Regions from separate parts of the Homo sapiens genome. Here region 2 is linked to region 1. The links are chromatin contacts, found by Hi-C or POLR2A ChIA-PET in ENCODE. All regions are on one chromosome and are shown on one strand. Each heading gives the region's core, a stretch centred on a gene start or an enhancer-like site at or near the end of the contact. The rest is flanking DNA. Distances are from core to core; before and after follow the strand shown.

Evidence for each region. Hi-C counts contacts between places; a loop is a spot of excess contacts on that map. ChIA-PET counts read pairs that join two places held with the same protein, here RNA polymerase II (POLR2A). Pooled maps may share reads with other maps.
Region 2: a pooled map shows a loop between it and region 1 (7-fold over the local background). The contact joins the promoter of TMEM260 here to the enhancer-like site in region 1. A Hi-C loop is called at or near these places in 7 of 50 pooled maps. POLR2A ChIA-PET finds 5 or more read pairs at or near these places in 2 of 52 experiments (CD4-positive, alpha-beta memory T cell and HEK293).

Annotation. Positions count from the first base shown.
Region 1 is chr14:55,804,098-55,808,979 of GRCh38, forward strand. No RefSeq gene overlaps it. Among named protein-coding and RNA genes, the nearest start is that of LINC00520, 9.9 kb to the left of the region's middle. RefSeq lists an enhancer at 1-557. Within about 2 kb of position 3,159, at least 17 of the 41 ENCODE cell types and tissues checked have a DNase peak (open chromatin) inside an H3K27ac peak, as active enhancers do.
Region 2 is chr14:56,576,921-56,581,191 of GRCh38, forward strand. TMEM260 (transmembrane protein 260) reads left to right here and starts at 2,878. Exons shown (of 16, transcript NM_017799.4): 1 at 2,878-3,154. The coding sequence starts at 2,995. RefSeq lists a silencer at 2,946-3,165.

The DNA of each region.
Region 1 (4,882 bases), core at 1,909-4,408:
ACCCAAGCCACAAGTGGGGAAGGCTTTGTTTCATGCACATGAATCATTCTTTCAAAGAAATCATGAAGAGGCTCATTTATGTAACTGTGTCTATTTAAGGATTTTTCGAGAGGGTTTCTAGGAAGTTAACAAAAATCTGAGATATTCTAAAACACCTCTACCCATGGGGCACTGTTCTAACAAGCTCACTATCTGTCATTAGATGTAGCAGGAGTTGTTGGCGCCCGGCCCAAGTCCCCTTAGTCTATGGTGGACATCATTCATAGACAGCTCCTGTACAGGCACAATGGCTTCCTCGGCTCCCTGGATGAGAATATTCTCTGGCTGTGCTTCCTGGGAACAGACTTGAAGTGCTGGGGAATCAATACTCCAGGAGCCTCGCTCAGCCAATAAGGGACACAGTGATCAATTCTGAGATGTGTGCTGCACAGTCCCTAAGAGGGTCCCAGTAGGACTGAGTCCTGGCTGTCTGCAATTGCAAGTTTCTCATTTATACTCCTTAATTGGCTCGCTTCCCTTCCCTATCTCAACTTCCAGCTCAGTCATTGTGCATTCTGGTCACCTCCACAGAAACACTTGCACCTAAATCCTGGTCTCAGGGTTGGTTTATGGAGGAACCTAAACTAAGACCTGACAAACCTCTATGTCTTCTGCAGGGCCAAGCTGCCAAGAACTTCTTGAGGTCTGCAGTCTTCTCCTCTCTCTCTTGTTAGGTAGATGGATGTTTGCCCAGCCGGGATTTACCTTTTCCAGGGCAGGAGGCATCACAATGTGGACAAAGTAAGATCCACAACTTGATGGAGATACCAGACTGACCCAGAGAGACTGCATCATTACTAAGCCCAGCACCTGCCTGGGTGGTAATAAAGAGGGAGAGCTCAGTGTCAGTGGCCGTGAGATGACCCCCACCTGGTCATTGACACACCAGGTGGTGAGTGTGGATCAGCGTTTAAGAACATCCACATGATCCTGATGGGGGGCTAAAAGCAACTGGCTGGTTTGGGAAGACGAGTAGCTGGCAGTGCCCACTCTGTTGGGGACTGTGGGCAGAGGGAAGGTATGATCAAGAGATAGTCTCTGCTCTAGAGGAGCACAGGGTCTCTTTTCCTTGTGAAAATCAGTCTCTTTATTCCCTTTGAGTAGCTACATAAACCATCTCCTAGTGAATGCCAAATCCTCAGGCAAAATGGCCTTGTGTGCCTGGTGCAGGACATATTAACCATGTCATGGGTTTGAATCCATATTGGACCATGGTTACAACCAAAGCCAACTGACCTTCCTCCTCTTCCTGTCATAGCTGAGGTTGAATCATGTGACTTATCGGACATCTTTGTCTGCCCTACTTTTAGGTGACACAGCTAGGAAGAACAGTCACTCGTCCCCAGCCCAGCTGGAGGGCTGAGCCACGTGTCTATAGAGTATCAGTGACCTTCAGCCCCTGCTGCTTGTAACAAGTGTAGGGCCAGGTTCAGTTGTGTGGTATTGGCAGGGAAGGGGGAGAAGGAAAAGGGGGAAAGAAATAACCCTTTTGAAAGGAGTAGTCCTTATTTGAGAAATAGGAGGCATTCATTTTTGGTGCATTTCTTTCTTCCACACTTCCCTGTGGTGCCTTCAAAGGCCTGGCCTTGCCCGTGCTCTGGGCTCCTCTCCACTCCTTCAGGACCAGCTAAGCTGGAAACTAGTGAGCACTGGGAGGTGACCAAGTGCAAATGGGTTAACATGTTGCTAATGATAATAGCTAATACTTGTTGAGCGCTCACTTTGTATAGGCACTCTGCTAAGGACGGCACAAGAATTACTTTGTCTAATTATCTCAACAATCCCAGGAATTAGGCACTATAATTAGTTCTATTTTTAAGATAAGAAGCTGAGACACAAATGTTAACTTTCCCAAGATCACACTAGTAAGGAGTCGGGCCAGTATGTTTTTAACAAATGTTAATTCGGTACCTTCTATGTGGTATGAACCCCAAATATCAGAGAGAGGTCTCAGTTAATTTAGGAAGTTTATTTTGCCAAAGGACGCATGCCCATGACACAGCCTCAGGAGGTCCTAATGACATGTGCTCAAGGTGGTTGGGGCACAGCTTGGTTTTATACATTTTAGGGAGATGTAAGACATCAATCGATATATGTAAGAAGTACATTGGTTCTGTCCAGAAAGGTGAGACAACTCAAAGCGGGGAGGGGGCTTCCAGGACATAGGTAGGTAAGAGACAAATGGTTGCATTCTTTTGAGGTTCTGATTAGCCTCTTGAAAGGAGGCAGTCAGATTTGCATTTATCTTGGTGAGAAGAGGAATGACTTTGAGTTCTGTCTGTCCTTTGTACACAAGGAAATTCCTTGTGAGGAAGGTATGTAGGTTTTTTTAAAAAATTATTTTATTTTGTTTTATTTTATTATTATTTTTTAATTTAGTAGCTTTTTCAGGAACAGAATGTGAGGTAGGTTTGCCCTAAGCAGTTCCCAGCTTGACTTTTCCCTTTGGCTTAGTGGTTTTGGAATCCCAAGATTTATTGTCCTTTCACAGTGCAAGGCATTTATTCTAGGTGAACAAGACAGGCTCCCCCTCTAGCAGGTAAGGTCAGGTAAAAATCCAAGAGGCAAACCTAGGAGCAAACTCTAAGATTGTGATTAGTACCATGCAGATAATTAAAGGACTGAAGTGCTGGAGCTGCTCAGTGGCCCTTTTCACCTAGGGGATCAGAGAAGGAAGGCTTTTTAGGAAAGGTGACATTGACACTGCAGTCTTAGGTCAAGAAGCCAGCCTCTGAAGATGCTGGGGAAGAGAATTTCTGCAAACAGTTGCTGCAGACAACATAGCTGAGGCAAGGACAGAAAGGAGAGGGAGAGACTCCATGAGAAGAGGGAAGGGAGACGGGGCCCTTCCAGTGACTCCCATGTCACATTTTTCATGTGCCTTTCAAAACTGAAAGGGGCCCTGAGGCTCTCCTGTAGAAATTAGGACAGGCGGGTAGGTCTTGTGGTTAACAATGTGACGAGGACCAGGGCTCCCAGGGTGGGACCTGGTTCACACCCAGCCTGCTCCTGGGCTTGGCACTCTGAGCTCATCTGGGAGGCCAGGCTGTGCTTCAGCGTAGGAGTTACCCAGAGGTGTGGTCAGAGGGCTTTGTATCAGGCCCACGTTATCTCCACTCTTGGCAGGACAAGGTCTGCACAGCCGTCTCTGGGCTTGGTGCCAGCATCTCTCATTGAAAAACAGTGGCACTGATTGTAATGATGTTTTGCAAAGGAAACAAGAGAGAGAACGTGACGTGGGCTGAGATGATAGCTCACCACATTTCAGGCCCGGGCGAGTTCCGGTAGCAAAGGTTCGAACTCCTCCCTGAGAGTGTTTCCAGGAAACCCCAGGGTGTGAAACTATAGTGCCAGATGTTCTAGTAAAACGAAAACTTCCCAGAACAAATAATAACAATAACAGAAGGGTAAATTAGTCTCGTAGATATGAGAGAGAGTGAGCGAGCTCCAACACTGTAACTAGCAGGCACCTGAGTGGTTCTGGACAAATTCCATATGCCACATGTCTTGTTTCCTTCTATCCTCTAACCCTTCTCCTCTCTGTGATTTATGGGACCAGCCCGTCTGAACTGCTGAGAAAGCGATCTCAAAGAGGCAAGCAGCTGGCAAAAGGGGATGTGCAGCCTCCCACAAACAACACATTTCACACATTAAAAAAGACACTCCTGATGGCATGTGTAGACCACATGGTCAAGGCAAAGCTCGCCATCTAGGTCCTGAGCTATAGCTCTGTGCTATGGAAGGTGGCGTATGTGGCACACTATGCCAGCAATATCCCAAGGTGCTTGAATGGAACAGCTCTCCCAAACAGACAGAGTTGTGTGAGTTGCTTTGCAGAACAAATGCCTGAGAAAAGGGGGATACATGTGAGGGCTGAGGACTGTGAAGAGCTGTTAAGCAAACATCATCTACGTTAGGTGCTTTAAAAGTAGGTCAGGAAATTTTCATGTTCATGCCAATTCCACTGTAAACCTGGATTTCCTTAATGCCTAAGTCTTAAGATGTTCTGATAAAATCATTGCAATCTGGGCAAAGGTGAGGGTTTCACTGGGATGGACTCTCCTAGTTTCCTTGTGTTTGGTGATGGGAAGAACAATGAATGTGTCACAGATGTGCATGGGATCAAGTAGGGACTCTGTGCACAATGGTGTGTGTTGTTCCCTGCACAAAGATGTTTGGCCAAGGGGATGAAAGTGGGACTGAAACCCCTAGCCAGCATCCTTGGCAAAGTTATTTTCTCTGGTATGGGTCTGTCAGTCCAAGGAAGGGACACATTTTAAAAATTGGTTCTTCTAGCAGGATACTGTTTCTAATTCCCACAAAGATGATATTTTATGAATTCTTTTCATGAAGAAAAATACTTTCCATACCACTTTTCTATGATATGAATCTCTTCCTTCACTCCCCACCAGTTTTTTTTTTTAATTATTATACTTTAAGTTCTAGGGTACATGTGCACAATGTAAAGGTTTGTTACATATGTATGCATGTGCCATGTTGGTGTGTTGCACCCATTAACTTGTCATTTACATTAGGAATGTCTCCTAATGCTATCCCTCCCCCCTCCCCCCACTCCACAACAGGCCCCAGTGTGTGATGTTCCCCACCCTGTGTCCAAGTGTTTTCATTGTTCAATTCCCACCTGTGACTGAGAACATGTGGTGTTTGGTTTTCTATCCTTGTGATAGTTTGCTCAGAATGATGGTTTCCAGCTTCACCTATGTCCCTACAAAGGACATGAACTCATCCTTTTTTATGGCTGCATAGTATTCCATGGTGTATATGTGCCACATTTTCTTAATCCAGCCTATCATTGTTGGACATTTGGGTTGGTTCCAAGTCT
Region 2 (4,271 bases), core at 1,628-4,127, 770 kb after region 1:
CCAGTGGTAGACTGACTTCCTATAGACTTCTGACTTCTTTTATATAAGAGAATGATTGTTTTAATGTTTAAGACACTGTAGCAGGATCTGTCACTAGTAGCTAAATGCAATCCCTAACGGATATGCCAGTGATCTCTGATTGTTCATGTATTCATTTATTACATAAATATTTGTTTAGCACCAATTTTGTGCCAGGCATCATTTTAAATATGGTGGAAATTAGACAAAGTCCATCAGGTTTGACAGGCTATTTAGACATAGAAATGGAGAGGTCGGGGGCAGTTGGGTTTTTTAAAATAATCGGTCGCTAAAAAAGAGAAGCAGAGGAGGTCTAATTTTGAGAAATATTGCCCCATAGTTGCCCTTTAAAGCTTCAATATGATCATCTCGGGAAAGAAGACAGAAAGAGAGAAAAGTCTAGAACAGCCCAGGAATACTTCAGCATTTGGGGGACCGACAGAAGCAGAGCCAGGGCAGGGAGGCCATTGATAAAAGGAAAACCAAAGAGTGTGCTATCAATGAAGGCCAGAAAAGAAAATACTTCCGGGGAGGAAGGAATAGTCAGATGCTTACTGAGAGGTAGAGTCAGACATAAACAGAGAACTGGAAGTTCTTAATCTTCAAAGGAAAACAACCATGAAGCTAATGAAGCTTAGGCCTCACAGTTCCTCTCTAGCCCAGGTGTCTTCCAATATCTTGTGCCTAATTCTGTATCTGCAGTTTTATATCAGTTTACTTACATATAATTCTCCAAGTTTTATACACTTGAGCTTCACAAAATCTAGACGTGCCTCTCTTCATTGTCCTTTACCTCTCTGTAACATCCTGACCACATGTACTTCATCGACTTTTCTTCTTTAGCTTCTGGTGATGCCTCATTCTCTTACACTGTTCTCTCCCCTTCTCCAGCCATTCCCTAAATGAGAATATGGGCTGACATTAGACCTCAACCTTGTTCTCTCTACACTATCCCCTTATCAAGTTAGTCATTTATATCATCCTTACACGAGCAACTCCTAAATTTGTACTTCCAGCACTGATCTCTACCTCCCAAACATGGACAAAGAATTATTCCCCTCCAAAATAAAAAAATTTTAAATAAAACTCATGAGCAAAAGTGAAATGCATAAAAAGGGAAAGAAGTATATGCTTGACCCAGTCAAGGTTACTCATTGGCATGTTCTTTCAGCAAAGAAATAGAAGACAGCCTATCTTAACTATCTATTGCTGATAACTAACAAATTAGCCTGCATTTATCAACTTAAAACAACATTTATTATCTCGCGGTTTCTATAGGACAGCAGTCTGGATGAGGCTTAGTTAGGTCCTCTGCTTCAGGGTCATCCACAGGCTGCAATCCAAGTCTTGACAGGAGTTATAGTTATCTCAAGGCTTATGTGGGGGAAGGATCCACTTCCTAGCTCCCTCACATGGTGTTGCCTAGATTCAGTTCCTCTAAGGTTGTTGGACTGAAGGTCTCAGTTTCTTGCCAGCTGTTGGCTAGAGGCGGCTCTCAGTTTCTTCCCATGTGGACCTTTCCACAGGGCAGCCTACACCATGGTAGGTGGCTTCATCAGAGAGAACAAGTGAGAGGACAAGAGGGAGTGCCAGCAAGATGAAAGTTAGTCTTTCATAACCTAATCTTGAAAGTGACATCCATCACTTTTGCCTTATTGTATTGATAGAAGCCAATCCTTAGGTTAAGCTCACACATAAGGCGAGCAGCTTATACAGGAAGTGAGTGAGGAGGCAGGGTTATCTGGGAATCCATTTTAGAAGCACTCTACCACACAGCCCCTCTCCTCCAGGAACTCACAGTACAGCTGAGAAATTACCTGGAAAAGGCTGGAAATTGTATAAGTACCTGGAAAAGACTAAGGTGTGCTGGCCCCATGACCGTCAAGGTAGGTATATGTTACTCTATAGTTTAGTCACTGTGTCTCTATCAAATTGCGCGTAACACGTTTGAGATTGTCACTGGTTTTCAGTGTGTCTTTGAGATACATTTTATGCGGGTTGCTCTCCTCCCCGCCCACTCCAGGATAATTGCTTTAATAATAAAACATAAGCTTAAAAAGCTTAACTGCGCTGTTATGTAGTTGTCCTTATTAACGGCTCCGATTCTTTTTTTTTGCGTTACAGCTCATTGTAAAATATGGTGATTCAATTTCATTTTCCACTTTGCTGTGTTGAAAGCTCCAGCAAAACACTCCTCTTCATTAAACTAGGAGACACCTTTATCATGGTTTGAGTTATCTGCATGAATACAGGAACTCAAATTTCCCGACTCATCTACAGAGTTTTCATTATGCTATGGAATGAAAAAAAAAAAAAAAGACGCACTAGCATATTCTAATCTCTCTAAAAATTACTCAGTGATTTAATAAGTAGCACACAGACTTATTGTAATTAGTCATAGTAACGTAGTAAATCGTAATAAATACATAATTGTGATTAATGTATTTATTGGCTTACTTTGCACATACGGTAAATACACCACCCTTTTTTTTTTTTTAGCACAGGTAGGGGCTCCTGGCTGATCGTGGCCCTTTTGTGCAGTTCCACCCCGCACCGTAGGGGGCAGGAGCAGCCCTTCCTCGCTCGCGGTTTTCGACGCTGCTTTGGTCTCTGTCAGACCCAACCAAGTCAGTATAAAAGGGGGGAATAGCCATGGAGAAGGTAGGCCTGTGGCCGGGCTTGCTTTTTAAAGGGAATGCTCTCCTGGTGATTAGGAACCTTAAATCACATTATAAGTAGGTGAACGCCAATGCGTGGTGCACTGCGGGAAAACTCGCAGGGCCTGGCTCAAGGGAGGCCTGGCATTTTCTCCTCCCCGCGCTCAGGCGGAGAAAGGTGCGGTCCAACCCGCGGAGGCTCGACCCGGAAGCCGCCGTGGCCGCCGCACAAGCTGCGCTCGTCTCTCGGCTGGGGAGCTCCGTGTCGCACCGGGTTCTTGGGCTGGCCGTGTCCTTCTCCCTCGGTCGCCACTGGCCCATGAGTCCCCATGGCGACGGCAGGGGCCAGGCCCAGGGGCGGGCAGTCCGAGTGGGGCTGCGGCGCTCCGGGGGCATCCGCGGCGGCGTGGCGGTGTTCGCCGCCGTGGCCGCAGTGTTCACCTTCACCCTGCCCCCTTCGGTACCGGGGGGAGACTCCGGTAAAGTACTCGCAGGGTTGCCCCTTCTGTCCCTCTCCCCTGGTCCCAGAACGGGCAGGGTCTGCGTCTGGCCCCTGCTCTTGGCATTCGGTCTGGTCAGCTCTGGGCCTCCATCCACCCCCCTGTGCACAGCGCACTATTGTGTGTTCCAGAGCCCACTTCTGTTTCCATTCCTGTCGTTGTGGTTTCTTTAGTTCTCAGGTTTTCGAGATGGGGCGTATTGTTGGTTTCGCCTGGTGGGGCTTATCGACCTCTCCACTTCCCCAGATCTTTTATCCTGGTCCTGAGTATTTACTTTCAGTCTTTTTTAGTCCACAGATATTATTCACGGTGTCCTTATTATGTTTCAAACAAAAGAACAGTAGTGGCGAACAGATAATTGCTAGTGTTCCAGTGCGGTTAGACAATACACAAGTTAATGAATAAACAGCATATTCACTGGTGATAAGTTATGGAGACAGTAGGAGGGAAATATGATTGAGAGTGGGGGTAAGTAGTGGGTCCTTCCGAATGACTATTCAGGAAAGACCTCTGAAGAGGTGGTGTTTTAGTTGAAACCTGAATATTGAGAAGGAACTAGCCATGCAGAATATTTGCAGGAGAACTCTTAAAAAGGTGGAAGCCAGGTGCGGCTGTTTCTATGAAAAAGAAAAGCATGACTCATTGGCCCTTAAATCACACTAATTGTTTTGTATTTGATGCAAGAAACAAGATCCATGTTTTGTTTTTGGATTCAATAATGCCATATCATGGCCAGTAATTTTGTCAGAATAGTGCTGTAATTTCAGGTGGTGAACCTATGGACTGAAGAAGCAGTTTTTGCTGCATGACTAGTGATCCCCAAATTGAGCAGCTTAAACAGCAAACGTTTATCGTCTCCCGTTTTTGTAAATCAGGAGTCTGGGTGCCGTTTAAGCTAGATGCTCGTACTCAGAAAAAGGTTGCTGTCATGGTGTGCGATGGGGCTGCGGTCTTCTCAAGGCTCAATTTGGGGAGAAACGCAATCTAGTTCTTTGCTATGTGGGTCTCCATAAGTTAACTGACTTCTGTCAAGAAAAAGATGAAGGACACCTCTCTGTCTGACAGCTCTGTCATTTTGTAACCTAATACTGTAAGT